Regions from separate parts of the Homo sapiens genome. Here region 1 is linked to region 2. Evidence: chromatin contacts called from ENCODE Hi-C data. All regions are on one chromosome and are shown on one strand. Each heading gives the region's core, a stretch centred on a gene start or an enhancer-like site at or near the end of the contact. The rest is flanking DNA. Distances are from core to core; before and after follow the strand shown. Region 1 overlaps FGFRL1 (fibroblast growth factor receptor like 1). Region 2 holds the start of PCGF3 (polycomb group ring finger 3).

What was found. A loop is a pair of places that touch in the nucleus more often than their neighbours do. Pooled maps may share reads with other maps.
Region 1: a loop to region 2 is called in a pooled map, with 2.9 times the contacts of the local background. The contact joins the enhancer-like site here to the promoter of PCGF3 in region 2. A Hi-C loop is called at or near these places in 2 of 168 maps with a recorded cell type or tissue (both naive thymus-derived CD4-positive, alpha-beta T cell), 2 of 37 single-sample maps with no recorded cell type and 14 of 50 pooled maps.

The regions. Positions count from the first base shown.
Region 1 is chr4:1,019,279-1,023,422 of GRCh38, reverse strand. It overlaps FGFRL1 (fibroblast growth factor receptor like 1), which reads right to left. Exons shown (of 7, transcript NM_001004356.3): 3 at 948-1,220. Among named protein-coding and RNA genes, the nearest start is that of FGFRL1, 9.7 kb to the right of the region's middle. Within about 2 kb of position 1,567, at least 3 of the 41 ENCODE cell types and tissues checked have a DNase peak (open chromatin) inside an H3K27ac peak, as active enhancers do.
Region 2 is chr4:703,944-708,254 of GRCh38, reverse strand. It overlaps PCGF3 (polycomb group ring finger 3), which reads right to left and starts at 2,423. Exons shown (of 11, transcript NM_006315.7): 1 at 2,285-2,423. RefSeq lists enhancers at 665-1,649, 1,650-2,635, 3,676-4,311 and a silencer at 2,001-2,700.

The sequences.
Region 1 (4,144 bases), core at 318-2,817, 320 kb before region 2:
TGGGGCTGGAGGGCCGGCCCCCATTCTGGCTCCGGGGGGTCTGCAGGCCCCGGGGGAGGAGGGAGCCGGGCCCGGCCAGCAGCTGCAGTAACCCTAGCCTACATCAAGGGGCCGAGGGCTGGTGAACAGACGAGACTCTCATACCACCCGGTCATCGTCCCCTTTGAAAGGACTGTGGGGTGGGGGTGGGGGACAGCCAGTTTTCCCATTCCACACAATGCCGAGGGGCAGGGCGTGCTGTGGAATGTCCCCTCCATCCACCCTGTGACAGCCGCTCCTTCACTGAGCCCAGGACCAGGCTGTCTCAGGCCGCACCCCCAGACCCTGCTGGGGCCTGGGCCAGGCTCCTGTATTCAGAAAACGGGCACATGTACCCTAAAACTTAAAGTAGAATTAAAAAAAAAAAAGAAACGGGCCAGCCCAGCTCCCAGGAGCTCCACCCGAGGGCCCCACACCCAGGAGCCCAGCGGAGCAGGCGGGGTGCCGGGTCCCTAGGTATGGAGGGCGTGTCTCTCTGGACACCTGTCCAAGCCCAGCGCCCGGGCCCCAGGCGCAGAAGAGAACAGAAAGGCCACGCATCCCGGCGGCTCCTCTGAACTCCGAAACCCGAGCCTCAAAGTCACAGCCGACGGCCGGCACACCCTGCCAAGGCCTCGGGCCCCAGCCCTTCTGTGGGACCACTGCCTTCGGCTCCCGCCCTCCACCCTCCGCCCTCCGCTGGGAGGAAGGCTCCGAGGCTGGAGCCTGACGGGGACAGGAACGGGACAGGATACCTGGGGGATGGTGGCAGAGGTGCAGCCAGCTGAGGTGGGGCAGGGCACCGAAGGAAGGCTTTCTGCCGGGGGCTGGCTGACTCTCGGGCCCCAGGTGTGTCCCCGTCCGCCCTCCTGCACACCCCTGCCTGGCTCCAACCCAGCCCATGACCTCTGACCGCAGCAGCGACTAACCCAGCACGACGAGGGTGTAGTTGACGCTCAGGCTGCCGAAGCCGTTGGTGGCCTTGCACACGTACACGCCGGCATCCTCCCGCTCCACCTGCTTCACCTTCAGCCCCTGCGGCAGCACGCGGAAGCGGCTCCAGCCGCTGTGGATGGTGCGGCCATCCTTGGTCCACATGGTCAGCGGCGGCGGGTCCCCCTCCACTGGGCACTGCAGCCGCACAGTGCGGCCCAGCCGGGCCACCTGCCGTGGGACCACCTTGTCCGCCATCTTTGGGGGGCCTGCGGGTGGGACCGAGGAACAGTCAGCGAGGAGGGGCTTGGGGTCCGGAGCCGGGGGGGCGGTCAAAAGGGGACCCACGGCCCAGCACAGACCTCGGGCCTGAGCTCCACCTGGGTCACCTGCCCAAGATGAGCAGAGGGGCCGAGGTGCAGTGCCCCTGACCCAGGCCTCAGCTGCCCACATGCACCAAAGCCCTGAGCACTGGCCCAGCAAACACCACGTCAGCAGCCTCTCATGGCCGGGGCAGCCCCGTGGCCCCAGAGGCTGGCTCTTTGAGACACGAGAAGGGAGCAGGGTCCCCAGAGGATGCAAAACAGCTGCGCTTGGTAACTCTCGAAAACCACCAACCAAAAGGGCAGAGTCTCCTTCTGGTCATACAGGAAGCAGCCGTACACCCGAGGTCAGAGGGGACAGTGGCCCCCCAAGGACAAGGGCAGTAGGGGGATGGGGGGCCTGGTGGGTCCCAAAGAGGCCCCAGGCCCCTCACCTAATTCCCACCCAACCATCAGCCCAGGGCCCAGCCGGGCCTGGGCATGGGCCAGCGACCCCACAGCTATCCACAAGCAACCGAGCACGGCGGGCTGCCTGAGCCTGTGCAATGTGTGGATGAGAGTCTGTGCAGCACCCACGTCTGTGTCAATATCAGACCTGAGTTCAGGGACCACAGATGCCCAGGTCTGTCTGCCCACCCCCAAGGGCCGTACCCTGCCAGGCACCTTAGCCTTGAGGGGGCATGACCCCAAGGCCCTGGGGTCAGAGAGCAAGCCTCTGGAGAGACGTAGCTCGGGCTGACCACGGGCACTGCCGCTCCTGTCTGGGGGGCAGCCAGTATGTCCTCCCACCACCTGTGAAACCCACAGGAGCAGAAAGGCTGCGGCTCCACATGGCCACCTGCACCATCCCACCCTATGTGGAGAAGCCGAGCCCTCCTTTCCTGGCAGAGGCCTCCTTTCCTGGCAGAAAGGAACCCACCCCATCCCCTGCCTGGGTCCCCGCCCCACCCCATCCCCTGCCTGGGTCCCCATCCCACCCCACCCCCTGTCTGGGTCCCCACCTCACCCCTTCCCCTGCCTGGGTCCCCACCCCATTCCCTGCCTGGGTCCCCACCCCACCCCCATTCCCTGCCTGGGTCCCCACCCCGCCCCATCCCCTGCCTGGGTCCCCACCCCGCCCCTTCCCCTGCCTGGGTCCCCACCCCGCCCCATCCCCTGCCTGGGTCCCCACCCCGCCCCTTCCCCTGCCTGGGTCCCCACCCCGCCCCATCCCCTGCCTGGGTCCCCACCCAGCCCTGCCCCTTCCCCTGCCTGGGTCCCCACCCCACCCCATCCCCTGCCTGGGTCCCCACCCCGCCCCTTCCCCTGCCTGGGTCCCCACCCCGCCCCATCCCCTGCCTGGGTCCCCACCCCAGCCCCACCCCTTCCCCTGCCTGGGTCCCCACCCCACCCCATCCCCTGCCTGGGTCCCCACCCCGCCCCTTCCCCTGCCTGGGTCCCCACCCCGCCCCATCGCCCCATTCCCTGCCTGGGTCCCCACCCCATCCCCTGCCTGGGTCCCCACCCCATCCCCTGCCTCAGTCCCCACCCCACCCCATCCCCTGCCTGGGTGCCTCTGGGCTGGAAGGCAGGGCCAGGGTTCTGTGTGTGTGTGACCAGCCCCAGTGGGCAGTGCCAAGCCGGCCAGGAAGATGAACCTAGAACACACAGACCCTGCAGGCCTCAGAAACTCGGGGCACCGCAGGGCCTGTACCTGGATGGAGCTCCTGGGAAAGGAGGGCCCTGCGTGCCCCACTCCCCACGTGCTGCTCCCAAGTCCTGCAGCGGCGACCACAGCCCACTCACTGCTCTCCATGTCGGAGAGGCGGCCGCAGGCACCCCACAGTTCCCAGGGCATCTCTCGCCAGCCCATGGGTGACAGTGTCCATCCCGCACTGCAGCCACTGCTGTCTGGGAGCGTCCAGGCTGCGTGCAGAACACCAAGAGGTAGCAGCTGCTCCAGGCCATCTCGATGGGGCCTGGGGCCGCGTGTTCCTCCAATACACAGTTAACAGTGGCCCTGTGACGTCTCCCACTGGCGTCTTCAGACACTCAGGGAGCAGCTCCCATTCTGACCCCCAAGTCTGGGGACAGGGACCCTCACAGAGAATCCCTATCACCTCTCTGGAGGCCTCCCAATCAGTGCTGATAGCACAGGGGGCGTTGCCCAGGGCCTCTAGGTTCTGAGCCCACAGGCATCATTGGCCGCTGGGGCTGGGAGTGGAGACACGGCGCCTCCCTGCTGTGCCCAGAAACACAAAGGGTGGGCTGAGGCTCTGGAGGGAGGGATTCTTCTCAGCCCTGGCTCACCCGGCCCATCCCAGTCCTTGGCCTCTCTGAGAAAACATGTGGGGGTCTCTTCTCTGACTCACGTCTCTCCCTCAACTCAGGACCCTCCCACCCAGGCCATGGGCCCCAGCCCTGAAGCCCCTCCTTCCCTACCCTCCCTGCAGCTCCCCGGAGAGGAAATGAGATGGCGGCTGTGGGGGGCTGCCAGCCCACCACCCCCTCAGTGTGGTTCTGTGAGCTGCCCAGGGCTGGGGGCAGCTCTGGCAAATTTGTCCCGGGGAGGAAGCGGCTGCAGGGCCCACAGCACTGGGGCCTCCTGACCCCTTCCCAGCCGGCCCAGGTCCCAGACGCACCCCAGGTTGACCCCACCAGCACCTGTCGCTGCCTGAAATCCCACCACCCACAGGGCCTCCCGGGACCAAGGGGGAGTGGCCAAGGCCCCTGGCCAGCCCAGCCCCTGTGGCCCACAGCCTGCAGGGGTGCCTGGGCCTCCTGGCTGGCTACCTGGGCACAGGCCTCACACGTGCATGTTCATGGGTGCACACAAGTGTTCACCCACACAACTGTCCAGAAGAAGCAAGAGAGCGAGTGCCTGGCCCTGT
Region 2 (4,311 bases), core at 1,174-3,673:
GCCTAGCCTTCTTCCCAGTCCACACCAGTGTCCCGACCCTAAGTGACCCCGTTTGAGGTCCTGGTCATCTAGAAGCCTGTCCATGTCATGAGCCCTTCTCACTGTCCAGTCTCAGGGTGCCGGGCCCTGGGAGAAAACAGGGCTGTCTCAGGGTCCCGGCCCCCAGGTGAAAACAGGGCTGTCCCAGGGTCCCGGCCCCCAGGTGAAAACAGGGCTGTCCCAGGGTCCCGGCCCCCAGGGGAAAACAGGGCTGTCCCAGGGTCCCGACCCCCAGGGGAAAACAGGGCTGTCCCAGGGTCCCGGCCCCCAGGGGAAAACAGGGCTGTCCCAGGGTCCCGACCCCCAGGGGAAAACAGGGCTGTCTCAGGGTCCCGACCCCCAGGTGAAAACAGGGCTGTCCCAGGGTCCCGACCCCCAGGGGAAAACAGGGCTGTCCCAGGGTCCCGGCCCCCAGGGGAAAACAGAGCTGTCCCAGGGTCCCGGCCCCCAGGTGAAAACAGAGCTGTCTCAGGGTCCCGGCCCCCAGGTGAAAACAGAGCTGTCTCAGGGTCCCGGCCCCCAGGGGAAAACAGAGCTGTCCCAGGGTCCCGACCCCCAGGGGAAAACAGGGCTGTCCCAGGGTCCCGACCCCCAGGGGAAAACAGAGCTGTCCCAGAGTCCCGACCCCCAGGGGAAAACAGAGCTGTCCCAGGGTCCCGACCCCCAGGGGAAAACAGGGCTGTCCCAGGGTCCCGGCCCCCGGGTGAAAACAGGCTGTCCCAGGGTCCCGGCCCCCAGGGGAAAACAGGGCTGTCTCAGGGTCCCGGGGGAGACGGGGCAGTCTCAGGGTCCCAGCAGTGCTCACAGGACTCACAAGACTGCTCCAGGGTCAGGTCCTCCTGAATTATGGTCATGGGGTCCTGGCCCTCGTCTGTGACCCACTTTAAGGCAGGACCTTCCTGGGGGATCTATTCTGGGGTCCTGGCATTCTTTGGATTCTGCCTGGTCCCTACGTCTGGCCCTCCTCCGTGATTCTTCCCAGGGTCCTAGCCCCCCCGGGCCCTGCCAGGTGGCCAGGTCCGACCCTCCTTGGTGACCCATCTTGGGGTCCCAGCCCTTCTCGGTGACCTGTCCCAGGGTCAGACCCTCCTGGATGATGTGTCATTGTGTCCTAGCACTCTGGGGGTCCTGTGCAATCCCAGAGCCCAACTCTCTTCAGGTCCTGCCTGGTCTGAAGACCCAGCCCTCCCGGGGTCCTGCCTGGGCTGGGGTCGCGACCTTCCCAGGGTCCTGCCTGGGCTGGGGTCCCTACCCTCCCGCGGTCCTGCCTGGGCTGGGGTCTTTGCCCTCACCTGGGTCCTGCCTGGTCTGGGGTCTTCGCCCTCCCTGGGTCCTGCCTGGGCTGGGGTCGCGACCTTCCCAGGGTCCTGCCTGGTCTGGGGTCCCTGCCCTCCCGCGGTCCTGCCTGGGCTGGGGTCTTCGCCCTCACCTGGGTCCTGCCTGGTCTGGGGTCTTCGCCCTCCCTGGGTCCTGCCTGGGCTGGGGTCGCGACCTTCCCAGGGTCCTGCCTGGTCTGGGGTCCCTGCCCTCCCGCGGTCCTGCCTGGGCTGGGGTCTTCGCCCTCCCTGGGTCCTGCCTGGTCTGGGGTCTTGGCCCTCCCGGGGTCCTGCCTGGTCTGGGGTCCCTGCCCTCCCGCGGTCCTGCCTGGGCTGGGGTCTTCGCCCTCCCTGGGTCCTGCCTGGTCTGGGGTCTTGGCCCTCCCGGGGTCCTGCCTGGTCTGGGGTCTTGGCCCTCCCTGTTCTGGGGTCTTTGCCCTCCCTGGGTCCTGCCTGGGCTGGGGTCTTCGACCTCCCGGAGTCCTGCCTGGGCTGGGGTCTTGCCCTCCCTGCGTCCTGCCTGGACTGGGGTCTTGCCCTCCCTGCGTCCTGCCTGGGCTGCTGTCCCAGCCCTCCCTGGGTCCTGCCTGGGCTGGGGTCTTCGACCTCCCGGAGTCCTGCCTGGGCTGGGGTCTTGCCCTCCCTGCGTCCTGCCTAGGCTGGAGTCCCAGCCCTCCCGGGGTCCTGCCTGGGCTGGGCTCTTGGCCCTCCCGGAGTCCTGCCTGGGCTGGGGTCTTCGACCTCCCGGAGTCCTGACTGGGCTGGGGTGCCGGCCCTCCCGGGCCTGCCAAGGGCTTCCCGGGCCAGGCCGACGGGGACGACGGAGCGCGGGCCCGGGGTTCGGAGCCTTCCGGGCCGGACACGGGCCGAGGCCGCAGCCTGAGGAGCGGGCGCCGAGGGCCCAGGCCAGGCGGGGCGGACTCACTGACCTGCGGTCTCGGGGCTGCGGGCGAGCAAGGCGCACGCGGGGTCCGCGCCGGAGGGGGGAGGGGGCGCCGCTCCCTCTGGGTCCCCCCCAAGAGGAGGAGAAAAAAGCCCGTCCGGAGTTTAAAACAAAGAGGCGGAAATGCCCGAGCCGAGCCGAGCGCCGCGTCGGGGGCGCCGCGCTCGGAGCATGCGCGGTGTGCGTCTGGGCTCCCACCCCGCGGCAAGGGGCGTGGGCGGGGCCAGGCGGTAAGGGGTGGGGATAGGGGCGGGGAGGGGCGTGTTCAGAGGGCGCAGGCGCGTCGGGCCTGGACTCGGCGGAGGGAGCCGCGGGGCGCGAGGGCCAGGGGCGAGGCATAGGGCGGGGCCATGAGGGGCGTGGTCAGGAGAGCGACAGGGCCGCGCTGTGCTGAGGGACCCGACGGGTCCTGGACGATCGTGAGCTGGGGCGCTGGAGCAGCAGAGTCCTCAGGCCCGGGTCCCTCCGGGGGTGCCGTCCAGTACGGGTGCTGCTGTCCTTTGTGGGAGCCGGGACTGAGCGCCCTCCCGGCAGGGTTAAGGGTCGGTGTTAGGGTCAGGGGTCGGGTTAGGGGTCAGAGTCAGGGTTAGGGTTGGGTTTAGGTTTAGGGTCAGGGTTAGGGGTTAGAGTCAGGGTTAGGACTGGGTTTAGGGCTAGGGTCAGCATTAGGGGTTAGGGTTAGGGTTGGGTTTATGGTTAGGGTCAGGATTAGGGGTGGGGTCAGGGTCAGGGGTTAGGGTCTGGTCTAGGGTTAGGGTTGGGTTTAGGGTTAGGGTCAGGGTTAGGGTTAGGGTTGGGTTTTAGGGTTAGGGTCAGGGTTAGGGTTAGAGTCAGGGTTAGGACTGGATTTAGGGTTAGGGTCAGCATTAGGGGTTAGGGTTAGGGTTGGTTTTACGGTTAGGGTCAGGATTAGGGGTAGGGTCAGAGTTAGGGGTTAGGTTTAGGGTTAGGGTTGGGTTTAGGGTTAGGGTCAGGATTAGGGGTGGGGTCAGGGTCAGGGGTTCGGGTCTGGTCATGTTTAGGCTTGTATTTAGGTTATGTTCAGCATCAGGACGGACAGGGCACCCACGTGCGGACTCTCCGACCTGGGTGCCCTCCGCCAGGGTGGAGCAGTACGGGCGGCATTTGCGCCTTCGTGGGACTGGCACTGTCCTGAGAGGGCGGGATCCGAGGACCGAGGGCGCGTGCGGGGGTGAGGCGGACGTGCAGGCACGCGGGGTCCTAGGGTCTCCCGGTTTGCGGGTTCTGGGCTGGCGGCCCAGGACGGGAGGGCAGGTTGGGTCTTGGGTGGGAAGCGAGACCACTGTGGTTCCGGGCGGCGGGGCACCGCGCAGTGTGGAGGCTTGGTGGCGAGAGGGGAGGCCCCGTAGGCCCAGGGGCACTCGCTGCGAGGCTGTGCGGTGCAGGCATGGAGCAGGAGTCGGGAGTCATTAGCTCGTCCCGTCTGGAGAGGTGGTGGCTGAGGGAGTGACCCTGCGACTGTCCCCGTGAAGTCTAGAGTTGGACCCCGGGAGCAGCCACCAGGCAGGGGGCCCCGGGCCCAGGTATGGTGCAGCACGTGGGGAAGCGGCTTGAGTCCGCTGCTGAGAGGGGCCTGAGAAGGGCTGGGGGCCTGCTGAGATCTCCAGCACTGGGTGGACACGTTATCCGGGTGGGAGGAGGACAGACAGCAGACATGTGAATGTGTACAGCATTCCCAGGCATGCTGCTGTGAAGGGGAGGGACTAAATGTGGCCACTGCTGCCCCCGGGGGAGGGGAGGCAGGGAGGGCTCCGTGGAGCCATGGGGTGGCCCAGTGCAGGGGAGGGGCCCACTGGAGAGGGCTGCCTGGGATTGGGGTACTGGGGTGCTGGCCCTCCACAAGAGCCCTGACTGCAGTTTTCAGTTGGTGGAGGCAGGCCCCAGATGTGGAGGGGAGGACTGGAGGATCATCCCAGAAGGAGGGCAGGGGCAAGGTATTGGTGCTGGGGTGCAAGGGGCAGGGGGTGGCCAGCAGGCCAGGAACAGTCCTGG